2 separate regions of the Homo sapiens genome follow, and region 1 is linked to region 2. The links are chromatin loops, found by intact Hi-C in ENCODE. Cell type or tissue: HepG2. All regions are shown on one strand. Links, peaks and the distances in the headings refer to the core of each region. The heading gives the core; the rest is flanking DNA.

Evidence for each region. Hi-C counts contacts between places; a loop is a spot of excess contacts. Peaks named below come from ENCODE experiments on the same cell type or tissue, not always from the same donor. Only the 100,000 strongest peaks of a DNase experiment are listed, where the experiment ranks them.
Region 1: a loop joins it to region 2, with 26 times the contacts of the local background. A loop is called at or near these places in 14 of 110 quality-filtered maps.

Annotation. Positions count from the first base shown.
Region 1 is chr10:128,852,789-128,858,163 of GRCh38, reverse strand. No RefSeq gene overlaps it. Among named protein-coding and RNA genes, the nearest start is that of LINC02667, 57 kb to the left of the region's middle. In HepG2, for the core only: no CTCF peak of the experiment used is centred there; a DNase peak (open chromatin) is centred at 2,953; H3K27me3 peaks cover 1,392 bases.
Region 2 is chr10:128,266,160-128,271,534 of GRCh38, reverse strand. No RefSeq gene overlaps it. Among named protein-coding and RNA genes, the nearest start is that of LINC01163, 17 kb to the left of the region's middle. In HepG2, for the core only: a CTCF peak has its summit at 3,361 (motif pointing left); a DNase peak (open chromatin) is centred at 3,354; H3K27me3 peaks cover 2,865 bases.

The sequences.
Region 1 (5,375 bases), core at 173-5,172, 590 kb before region 2:
GGTTCTTTACCACTGTTTATTCTTTCCCCACACTGTGCTCAGCCATTTTTATACAATCCTTGGGTTCTTACCTCTCCTCTGGCCATTGGGCTCCCTGACCTTCCAGGTACCTGGCATAGAGCAGAGCTCAGCAAAGATGGCTGAATAGAATGAACGAACAAGCGAACGATTTCCCTTTCAATGACCTTCGGGATGGGTGGACAAAGAGTAATATTAAAAATGATGTGGAAAATGATTTCTTTTCCCAGCAACCCAACTGGAACAAACAGGTTAATGCTCTTCATCTACTTGCAATTCTGTATTGTTTTACCAAACCATGATTGAAGGCTTTCTCTGGTCTGAATTTCTTGACTAGTCCTTGGATGAGGGTGAAGAGGAAGAAAGAAAGAGGAGGTGATGAAGAAATGGGCCCTGTCCTCAAGGAGCCCACCATCCAAGGAGGTGGGTATGGAGGGTGAGCACAGTCATGTCACTTAATGACGAGAACACATTCTGAGAACTGCATCATTAGCTGATTTTGCTCTTGTGCAAACACCACAGAGTGTATTTACACACACCTCCATGGCACAGCGTACTGCACATCTATGCTATATTGTAGAGCCTAGTGCTCCTAGGCTACCAATCTGTACTGCATGTTACCATACTGAACACTGCAGGCAAATGATGAGTATGTGTATGTGTCTAAACATAGAAAAGATACAGAAAATACACAGTATAAAAAATAAAAACTGGTGCACCTGCATAGGCGCTTACCATGAGTGTAGCTTGCAGAACTGGAAGTTGCTCTAGGTGAGTCAGTCAGTGAGTGGAGAGTGTGAATTGGTGAATGTGAAGGCTTAGGACATTACTGTATACTATTGTAGACTTTATAAGCACTCTTAAGCTACATTAAATATCTAAAAAACATATTTTTCTTCAAGAAGAAGTTAACCTTAACTTACTGTAACTTTTTACTTTATAAAAGTTTTAATATTTTTAACTTTTTGACATCTTTTAGTATTTTTAACTTTTAATATTGAATTTTTTAATATTTTTAACTTATTTTTTGTAATAATCCTTCGCTTAAAACACAAACACCTTGTACAGCTGTTCAAAAATGTTTTCTTTCTTTACATTCTTGAATAAGAATATAAGAATAAGAATATAAGCTTTTTTCTATTTTTGAAATTTATACTTTTTTTTGTTAACTTTTAAAGCTTTTTTGGTGAAAAAGCAAGACAAAAATACACACATTAGCCTAGACCTACGCAGGGTCAGAATCGTCAAGATGTCACTAGGTGAAAGGAATTTTTCAACTCCATTACAATCTTATGGGGCCACTCTCATACACATGGGCTGTAGTTGACAGAAACAGTGTTATGCAGTGCGTGATTGTATAGATCTATAATGCACAGGTGAGGGACGCAGCCCAGGAGTGTGCAGCACTAGGGCATCGTTCACTCTACTGGGGGCCATTCCGGGCCTTCCAACATCATGGCGAATGAGCTGCATCTTGAAGAATGGCCACCAGCTCGGCAAGTGACACTGGTTACACTGCTCTCATCTACCTGGGCAGGAGCAGGGCAGCATCAGAAAGGCAGTGAAAAAGCAGTTCTGGGAGAAAAGTCAGAGGCGGTGTTGTGGTCATTTTCCTAAAGCTGTGGTTTTCAAAAGAATGGGAGAAAATCATCATGAGGGTGATTGCCCCCTAACAAAGGACTCTTTTCCTTTTTCAGTTTGTGACAAGTGAGAATAAGAAGACTGTCTTTGCTTACCCTTTGAGCTCCAGAAAAACACGGAGGTAGCAGAAGAGAGGATGTGGTGGCAGTGGCCATGGACAGAGGAAGGAAGGCAGGAGGAGAGAACTCTCCTGCCCAGAGCTGGGCCAGGAAATCCATGGTTGATGGTCTCAAAGGGCATGCAGGGTCAGCCAGGCTGTCCTCCAAGTCGGTGGAGGGCAGTGCTCTGCCTGCACGTCTATTTCAGGCAGCCTAACCCTTTGGCACCTGGGATCCTAGGGCAGCATCCTCAGTAGACGTTGGGCTCATGGGCTTTCTGAGCCCTTCGCCAGCACCCCACTTCCCACTTCCCAGCAGTGTTTGTGCTGAAGCCCTGGATAATGATGGTCCTTAGGGTGGGAGAAAGGAAGGTCTACAGCCTCAGCCACCTTGGGCCCAGGTATGGCTCCTGGTGCTTTGGTGAGGAAAGGGGGGTGAGCCCTCCCTTCACAGGCTCCACTGGAAAGACCCACGTACTAAGAGACCTCTGCCACTGCCCTCCGGAGAAGCACTTGGCTGCGCTGGGAGGGTCAGAAGCTCACGTCCCCTGGGTTTGGGCATGAAATCCTGTGCAAAACTGCATGAAATGTTGGTCCCAATCGCAGGCCCGTGAGTTGTGGCCATCTTGGCAGAGCGTTCCAGGACCACGGCCAAGATGCTGTGTGCGGCCCCTGTGCTCTGAAAATCCCAACCTTTAAAATCCATTCTGAAGATGTGATTTAATTAAATGCTATGTGCTTGAAACTGGTTCAAATTAGTTTATCTATTTCTGATGGCTGTTTCCCATGTGAGTACATGTATTAACCATGCAGAATGTATGAACTGTTCACAGTCTAGCATAAAATACTTTTATGCTATTTAGGATTTTAAAAAATAAATAAATAAATGAAATGACTGCCCTTAAATTGGTAAACCAATTCCAGCCACCATAAAGTCTTAAAAAAAAAAAGCCAGACGTCTTCTAAAACTCTTTTATGAGCACACATGGTGAAACTGCTGCAAATATTATTGTTTGTGAATAAAATGTAAATTAGTGCTTTTGTGTTCACCTGTAAGTTTTTCTTTAAAGCCAGAGATTGCATTTGAAACCTGCAATTCTCAACAAAAAGAGAAAAGTTCAGTGCTGATTGCTGGATATTTGGACCTCCCAGTGCAAACATTAACTGGCTGAGAGGCCCTCTGGAATGCAATGAGGGGAACAATACCGGGACAGGAGCCAAGCCCAGCAACACTGGCGCCGGGAACCGAGGGATCTGCCTCCTGGTAGTAAGAGCTGAGCACGGCCCAACACTTCTGCTAGACTGGAAATGACACACTGTGATCCTTGACTTAGCCAAAGGGATTTTAAATGGAGGGAAGAGTTGGCAAGACAAAATCTCCTGTACTTTCACAGTGTTTTCTAAAACAAGCAGAGGAAATCAGAAGAAAAGACTGAAGTCTATTACATTTGATCCAGTTAAGTCAAGAGTGGAAGCTTTTTACTGCTGTTATTATTTTTTTTGTACTTTCTCATCATGTCCCACCACCCAGAAAGCACAGACATAAAGCAGAAACTTGAAACTGCTTTCATTCCAGCAGAGGGACACCCCAACATTGCATTATTGACAGGAGGTTGGAAAACCCTGACAGCTGCAGAAATTGTACAGTTGAAGTTCAATTCCCCGGAGTGGGAACGATATACTGATGGTATTAATTCTGTTTGGAATTGTTAAAATAAGAAAAGGTTATGGGGCTGAGGAAGGGACCTGCCATTTCTTCCTGCGAACAAAGGCATACGTTGTATCTTCCCTGGTGTCCTTGGAGTGTCATTTCCAACCTTTTGAAACTGTATCTGATTATCCATGTGGCAATTAATCATAATTAAGCAGGCCTGAGGTTTGGAGAGGTACAAAGAAGGTGGTTAAGAGCTGGCTTGGGTCCTGAGAAACCCCTTTCCCCATTTTGAGCTGCAGAGCCTCTTGTTCTGGAATGATGAGAAAATGCTAAAAGGCAGAGGGAGGCCAGGCAAGGAGGGCTGGTGTAGAAATTTGCAGGGGTGGGGGCCAGGCACAAGTTTCCTTCTGGTACCCTTTCCTTTCTCTGGTGATTGCAGCTCTTCACCAAGATCCAGTACATTGGAAGCCAGGTAACGAATTACCTTTCTAATGCCAAGTGATTTGGATCCATTCTTACAAACCAGATTTTTTCAATTTATTACAGGAAAACATTCAATCATTATACACTGGCGCTGGGTCTGGGGCACATGGAATTCTCCTCTCTCTTCTCCACCCCCAATGAGCATTTTAAAGGCTTAGAAAGCCCAGAATGCCGTCTTATTAAAATTTTTTTATATATTTATAATTAAAATACGGGGCTGGCATTCAAATCGTTTTAGCAGATGTAATCGGACACGCAAGGCTTCCCCCAGCCCAGGTCAGGCGAGAAACAATGGTTGCTTTAACTCCGGACTTCGGCTCGGGTTTCTGTTTGCACATGGGCCCAATTTGTACCATTTATGATTAGGTTTAAGTAAGTTGATGTGCTATTTATTTAGGAGAACTGCCGTTTCAGAATATTGCCATATTCCCCCAACTACCACATTGCCATGTGGCTGTGGCCTGTCCTGCCGGTGATGGGGCTGTTACCATACAGACCGTAGCCCTGGCTCCTCACTGCCAACACTGCCCAAGTACGTGGCTTTCTGGGTGACCTTCCAAGGTTGCTAGGTGGGTGGTTGGTGTGTTGTGTTTACAGAGGGAACTACAGCATGAATGCTAGACACTAAGACTGTATGTGCAGCTGGCGGACAAAAAGGAAGAGCGGAAGTCACTCGGAAACGCACATCATCCACTCCTACACCATCCACTGGCATCCCTGAGGTGCAGTTCCAGGTGGACCCAGCAGCCAGAGAGCCTTGTGCCTATAGGGCCCCCAGGATGCTAACTTCTACCCTGAAAGGCAGGGGAAAGTTGGTCCCAGAGGGCAAGGGCTTCACTCAATGGTTCCTTGCTTTTTCATGCCATATTAAACTTGGAAGTTTGATGGTATCAAGTAGTGCAAACCAAGATGACCCATTTCCTTTACTACCCTCCTGATAAGTGATACACTGTATTCAACTTAACTTCAAAGGGTGATGAGCCAGCAGCTCCTTAGCAGCCTGCCACCTGCCAAGAGGAGTTAGCATTCCCACACCTGGCGTCCTTTCCTGGAGAGAGTCCCTTCCCTGTGTTCTAAGTTGGCCCCTCAGGCATTTCCAGCCACCAGTTCTTGCTCCTGGACTGGATGCTGGTCTGTCCTGACTCCCTGCCCCACGAATGTCCTTCCTGTGTTCGTGCCTGGACTCAAGCTCTTCCCGGGGGGGTGCACCTCCTTCCTTGCTACAGGCCCACCTCCAAATCCAGACATCTTTCCTTGAAAGGTTTCCCAAATGCATCTGACCTTGACCTCTAGAGGGTGGCTGATCTCAGCCTACTTTTCCCTGAAGCTGCGGAGATGACCTCTGGCGACAGTGGATGTTGCAGAGAGGACATCCACACACCTGCTCATTTACCCCATGAGTGAGGTCATCATCATGATTCCCAATCATGAAAGACTCTGCAATTTGATTTTGTCAAGAGATTTTCCCAGGCAGCAACCATG
Region 2 (5,375 bases), core at 312-5,311:
TTACAATATACACTTAAGACCCAACTTCATCCATTAACCACCCCTGACCACCCCAGATACCGTCCTTCTCCCTTGGACTCCTAACCCATCATGTGGGAGATTCCATGGACTAGAATCACTATGTAACCCTTAGTATGTCCTGCATTCTGGAGGACAGTGTAACCTCCCTGAGGGCAGGGGCCATGTCCGATACACTTTGTATTCCCATAGCACATAGATCAGTATCCTACACATTGTAAAAGGCCAAGAAATTCCTCTCGATTATTGGTTAGGAAGAAGTGGAAATCAGAACCAAAAATCATGAAACAGCAAAGTTTGAAAAGGACCTCAGCAATGATGTACTTCGACCTCTTGTGGTAGCAGTGACTGTGGACATATAACCCTTTAGCAGGGCAGAGGCACAGCTGGAAGAGTCCAGGCCTCTGAACTTCCCACCCTGTACACTTTGTAGAAATAAGGCTCTGAGAAGGTCTGCACTCATGAAATCAATTCAAATGCATTTGACTTGTGCTTCCCAAAATATACTGCGTTATGGAAAACTCCCACTTGACCGCAGACACCTTCTAATACCTTGGAGCAGTAATGCTCTGCAAACACAATTAAGGCAAAGCTAGTTGAATGTTATCTGTAATAACATAGAACAAAGTAGTCAAACCAGAAGGTAAAATTATGCAGTTTGACAACAGTGTATTTGGGCTGAATATCATTTCTAGTTGGTCAAGTGAAGTTGATTATAAAACTAATAGAGAAACTCTGGAGAGATAATTGCATGACATTCTTGAAGGTTAAAAATTTTCTATTGGATTGGAAAAGGGGCTAATGGAGTCTAAGCCAGAATCCTAATCATCAAAACGAAGCTTTTGTAAATTCAACTGTTGCTTTTCAGATGAGAAAACTGAGACTCAGGGCACAGATGTGCCCAAGATGTTCCAGGCAGCAAGACCAGAGCTGGGCTCTCTTTACCTCTTCATCGTGGTAACACAGACTGGGAACATGGGCTTGGAACCTCAGGAGGCTGACCAGAGTTCAGGGATGCAGGAGGTCAAACCTCAAGACTCAGCATCCAGATTGTGTTTGAGCCTGAGAGGCAGGTTACCAGGAAGGCAGTGCCACCTCCTTTCCACGGCTATGCCTTCTTCAGGCCTCATTTGGAGACACCAGGTTATGAAAAAGAAGACAACATCTACACCCCTATCCAAACCAGTAATACAGACCCTTGCAAGAGACGATCAATGAGTGATGACAGAAGGAGTCAATTTCACCTTTCAGAGTAGGGGTGCAGTTAACATTCAGAGCAGGAAGGAGAGCAGACTGGACCTGCCTGGTTCTGCCATGACCTTGCTGCTCTATCCTCACCCCTTACACCCTGTCCTCCTGGATCCTTCTATCGAACAGAACCCACCCACCATGGAGTCTGCCCTAGCAGTAGCAGAGGTGATTTTAAGAGCACCAAGTGGCCGGGCGCGGTGGCTCACACCTGTAATCCCAGCACTTTGGGAGGCCGAGGCGGGCGGATCACGAGGTCAGGAGATTAAGACCATCCTGGCTAACACGGTGAAACCCCGTCTCTACTAAAAATACAAAAAAATTCGCCGGGCATGGTGGCAGGCACCTGTGGTCCCAGCTACTTGGGAGGCTGAGGCAGGAGAATGGCGTGAACCCAGGAGGCGGAGCTTGCAGTGAGCTGAGATTGTGCCACTGCACTCCAGCCTGGGCGACAGAGCAAGACTCTGTCTGAAAAAAAAAAAAACACCAAGTGAGTCAGGGTTCCCCTCAGAAACTGACAGGGTGGTCGGGCTCCGACAAGAGCTTTAGCCACAGCACTTGCTTACATAGCAAGAGCCACACAAGTTGGCTTACAGTGGGCCTCAGTTTCCACTAATTCACTCCACATGGGTCTCTAAAAGATGTGGGTCCCTATTGTGCCTTGGGAGGAGGCCCTGGATACCAGAGGAACTCGAGGGCAGAATGATTTCTGAGGCCAGGCTGGTAACATTCCAGTAAATATCAGAGATGGAAAGGGGAGGAAGGTGCATTGCCAGCGCTTGCCCTGTGCAAAGCACCATGCACCTGCCCAGCTGCATCTTGGAGGGCATTTATCATCCTATTGACTGGTAAGCTCAGAGAGGTTAAGCAACATATGCAAGGTCAAGCAGCAAGCAGGTAGTGGGCCCATATTAGAACCCAGATCCATGGAGCTCTACAGCCACAGCTGGGTCCAGTGTCCGCTACTGTCTTAGAGAGCACTGGGCGGCGGGGAGCTCTTCAAACTGCCCACCTTTGTGGCCTGATATATACATGTATGTACAAATATGTACACAGTCATGTGTGTGTATATGTGTGTAATATGCCGAAATAAAGTTTCAAGACACAGCTCTTATTCTTACTACATGCTATGAATTCTCACATTTTCTTACCTGTTCACTTTCATTGTGGGACCCACGATTTGAAACATGAGTTGGTCCTCCACCTTCTTTAACAGAAGCTGAACTGAGGTCCTGCTGAGCAGTGGACACCGGGCACTCTGACCCATCCCCCTTGCCTCCATGGCCTGGGTTCCTGGGTTCCTAATCCCCCCAGGTCCTCCAGGTCATCAGAAATCCCTTCACTTTGAATCTTGAGTCACAAGATGGATGATTTGTCACAAGGGGCTGACCTGACCCCACTGCTTTCCAGCGCACCTGGCTCTGGCCCTGGCGGGTCCCCTCCCTCAGAGGTTCACAGGCAGACAGGTGGCTAATCATGTCTGGGGTGACCACATGCAAGAGGCCACTCTCTCCTGCCTGCATTTGGTCCTGGTAAGGCCTCCAAGGAAAGGGCGCAGATGTGCTCAGTGTCCTAGCCCACTGGAGAGGACCAGGGATCTTTCCAGACTCCCAGAGGCCTCTCTATGCCCTCCCCTTCGCTAGCACAGCTCTGAACCAGCATCAGGTAAGCAAATGCAGGACCCTCCCTCAGACCGGGGCCGCACAGCAGGACGCAGCCCCTTTGCCTGAGCGGTCCGGTGGTGTCTGGCAGGTCAGAGCCGCTCTGTGCCCCACCTGCTTCCTTCTTCCCTGTTCAGGAAACAAAGCTCGAGAGTCCAGCTGCACGGGGGACTCCGTGAGGACCCCACGGGCAATTCCTAAGTTGGAAAGCAGCAGCTCAGAAGGGCAGCGGGGTCTCTGGGAGTCCTGATTGCCCAGGGGGAGAGCAAGGCTGGACTCCCTCCATCACGCTGAGGGCACCAGGAAAGAAGGCCCTCACTTTCCTGCCTCTTCCCGCCTGCTCTGCAGCCTCTCCAGGAGGAACCCTCGGGGTGGAGCGGCGCATTCACTGCACTGAGCCCCCGACTCTTTTTAAAGCTTAAGAGCGCCATCTTGTGCATGACAGGAGCAACCGCGGGACACCAGTTTCCCAGCGGCTGAGCAGAGGGAGCTGCCTTCCCTCCTTTCTTTCCTTCTTTCTTTCTCTCACTCAGTGAGGCTTCGTGGCCTCTGCAGGGTCCCCTGCAGCCAGAATGTTCTCCGGCTTGAGGTGGGGCATGCAAGACTGTCCCCACCACCCCCTCCTGGGTGGCTTTGCTTTGTGTCCACCCGGCGGGTCTGCAGCAGGGGTGGCCTGTTCCTTGCTCCCCACCACCGACCCCACCCCCAACCCCCCACCTTGGACTCCAGAAGGTCTGCACTGTGGTAAAGAAAACAAGAGGCAGTGAGTGAATGAGAGAAAGAAGGAAGAGAAGGAAGGAGAGAGGAAAGGAAGGAGGAGGAAGGGAGGGAGGAAAGAAAGGAAAGAGGGAGGAAAAGAAAGAAAGGGAAGAGAAGGGGAAAGAACAAAACGAGGGAAATGAAAACATCGTCTGCACTTGGCTTTCATTCAGAATGTTCTGTGGGTACAGAAAATGTGGTCCCTCTGGGGACTGACACAGATAAAGGAAAACACTGAAAAGTACCCCAAGTCTCCACCTGGCTTGTTTGGGTGAACGGGTCCCCTCAGAGCCTCAGTTTCCCTATCGGTAAAATGAGAAACTTGGGGGGTCATCAGATTCCACCCCGGTGACCTCCTGACGCTGCTTTCACCCTCCAGCACACCAAGCCTCCAGACCTCGCTGCTAGGCTCACAAAAATGCCTGCTTTGGGCCGGGCGCGGTGGCTCACGTCTGTAATCCCAGCACTTTGGGAGGCCGAGGTGGGCGGATCACGAGGTCAGGAGATTGAAACCATCATGGCTAACACGGTGAAATCCCGTCTCTACTAAACATACAAAAAATTAGCCTGGCGTGGTGGTGGGCGCCTGTAGTCCCAGCTACTTGGGAGGCTGAGGCAGGAGAATGGCATGAACCCAGGAAGCAGAGCTTGCAGTGAGCCGAGTTCGTGCCACTGCATTCCAGCCTGGGCGACAGAGTGAGACTCCGTCTCAGACAAAAAAAAAAAAAAAAATGCCTGCTTTGAATTTCAACTTTTTTCCTCTCTGAATTCTAGATTACAATGTTTTCAAGTAGGAAAAAAAAAAAAAGCAGAAAAGAAGAAACCAAAGGAGAAGGACTGAGGGTCCAAATGGTTTTGTAACCAGATGAGGATCTTCATCTCTCTTTTGAAATAAAAATGTAAGGAAAACATCAGTTATGGTACAGGGAAACCAAATACTGCAGAGAGAGAGAGGGAGAGGGCAGCTGTCTCCATCCGGCTGGCTGTGGTCACTTTACTGACACACAAAACCATCCACACCCCAGCTCACCCCAAAGTTTTGGGGGTGGAATAAGGGCATATTGATCAGTTACAGGCAATAGATGGAAAGGCCGTACCCCCACGAAGTTTATCATTGTTTATCAAAAGCCTAAATAATAATAATATCCACTCGCATATGCACATCTATTTCTAAGGTCTTGGAGGGCAAAGGCCTTGTATTTGATTCCTAACTTTCTTGCTTCCATGAGAACCCAGGGATATGAAGGGATTTTTGTCTAAGGTCATGCTGAGAAGAGAATAGCCAGGAATCCTGGCTCCAGTCTCTGCCCTCATCTCCTGTCTTATAAAGTACACATAAAAGGTACAATTATGAGAAATGAGCCCATTTTGTCATGAAATTCCATATCATATCATTGCTCAGGTATTGAAAACAAGCCCAACCTGGGCTGAAGCAGACGTGGGTATTCATGGGGTCCTGTAGTCCTTCCATAATTTAAATGCTACAATGGAGTCCTGAGGTCTAACAAAACAGTATACAGTAAGTCCCCATTTGCAGCAGATTGGTTAAATGGGTGTTTTTTTAATGCAAATTAGTTCAAATTGCTATCAAGAGTAATTATTGTAAAAGAAAGGCGGTGTTTCCATCATCCTTCCCTCATTTCGTTCTTCTATAGTCTCTTTTAAATAACTTAGCCATAAAATTTCAAT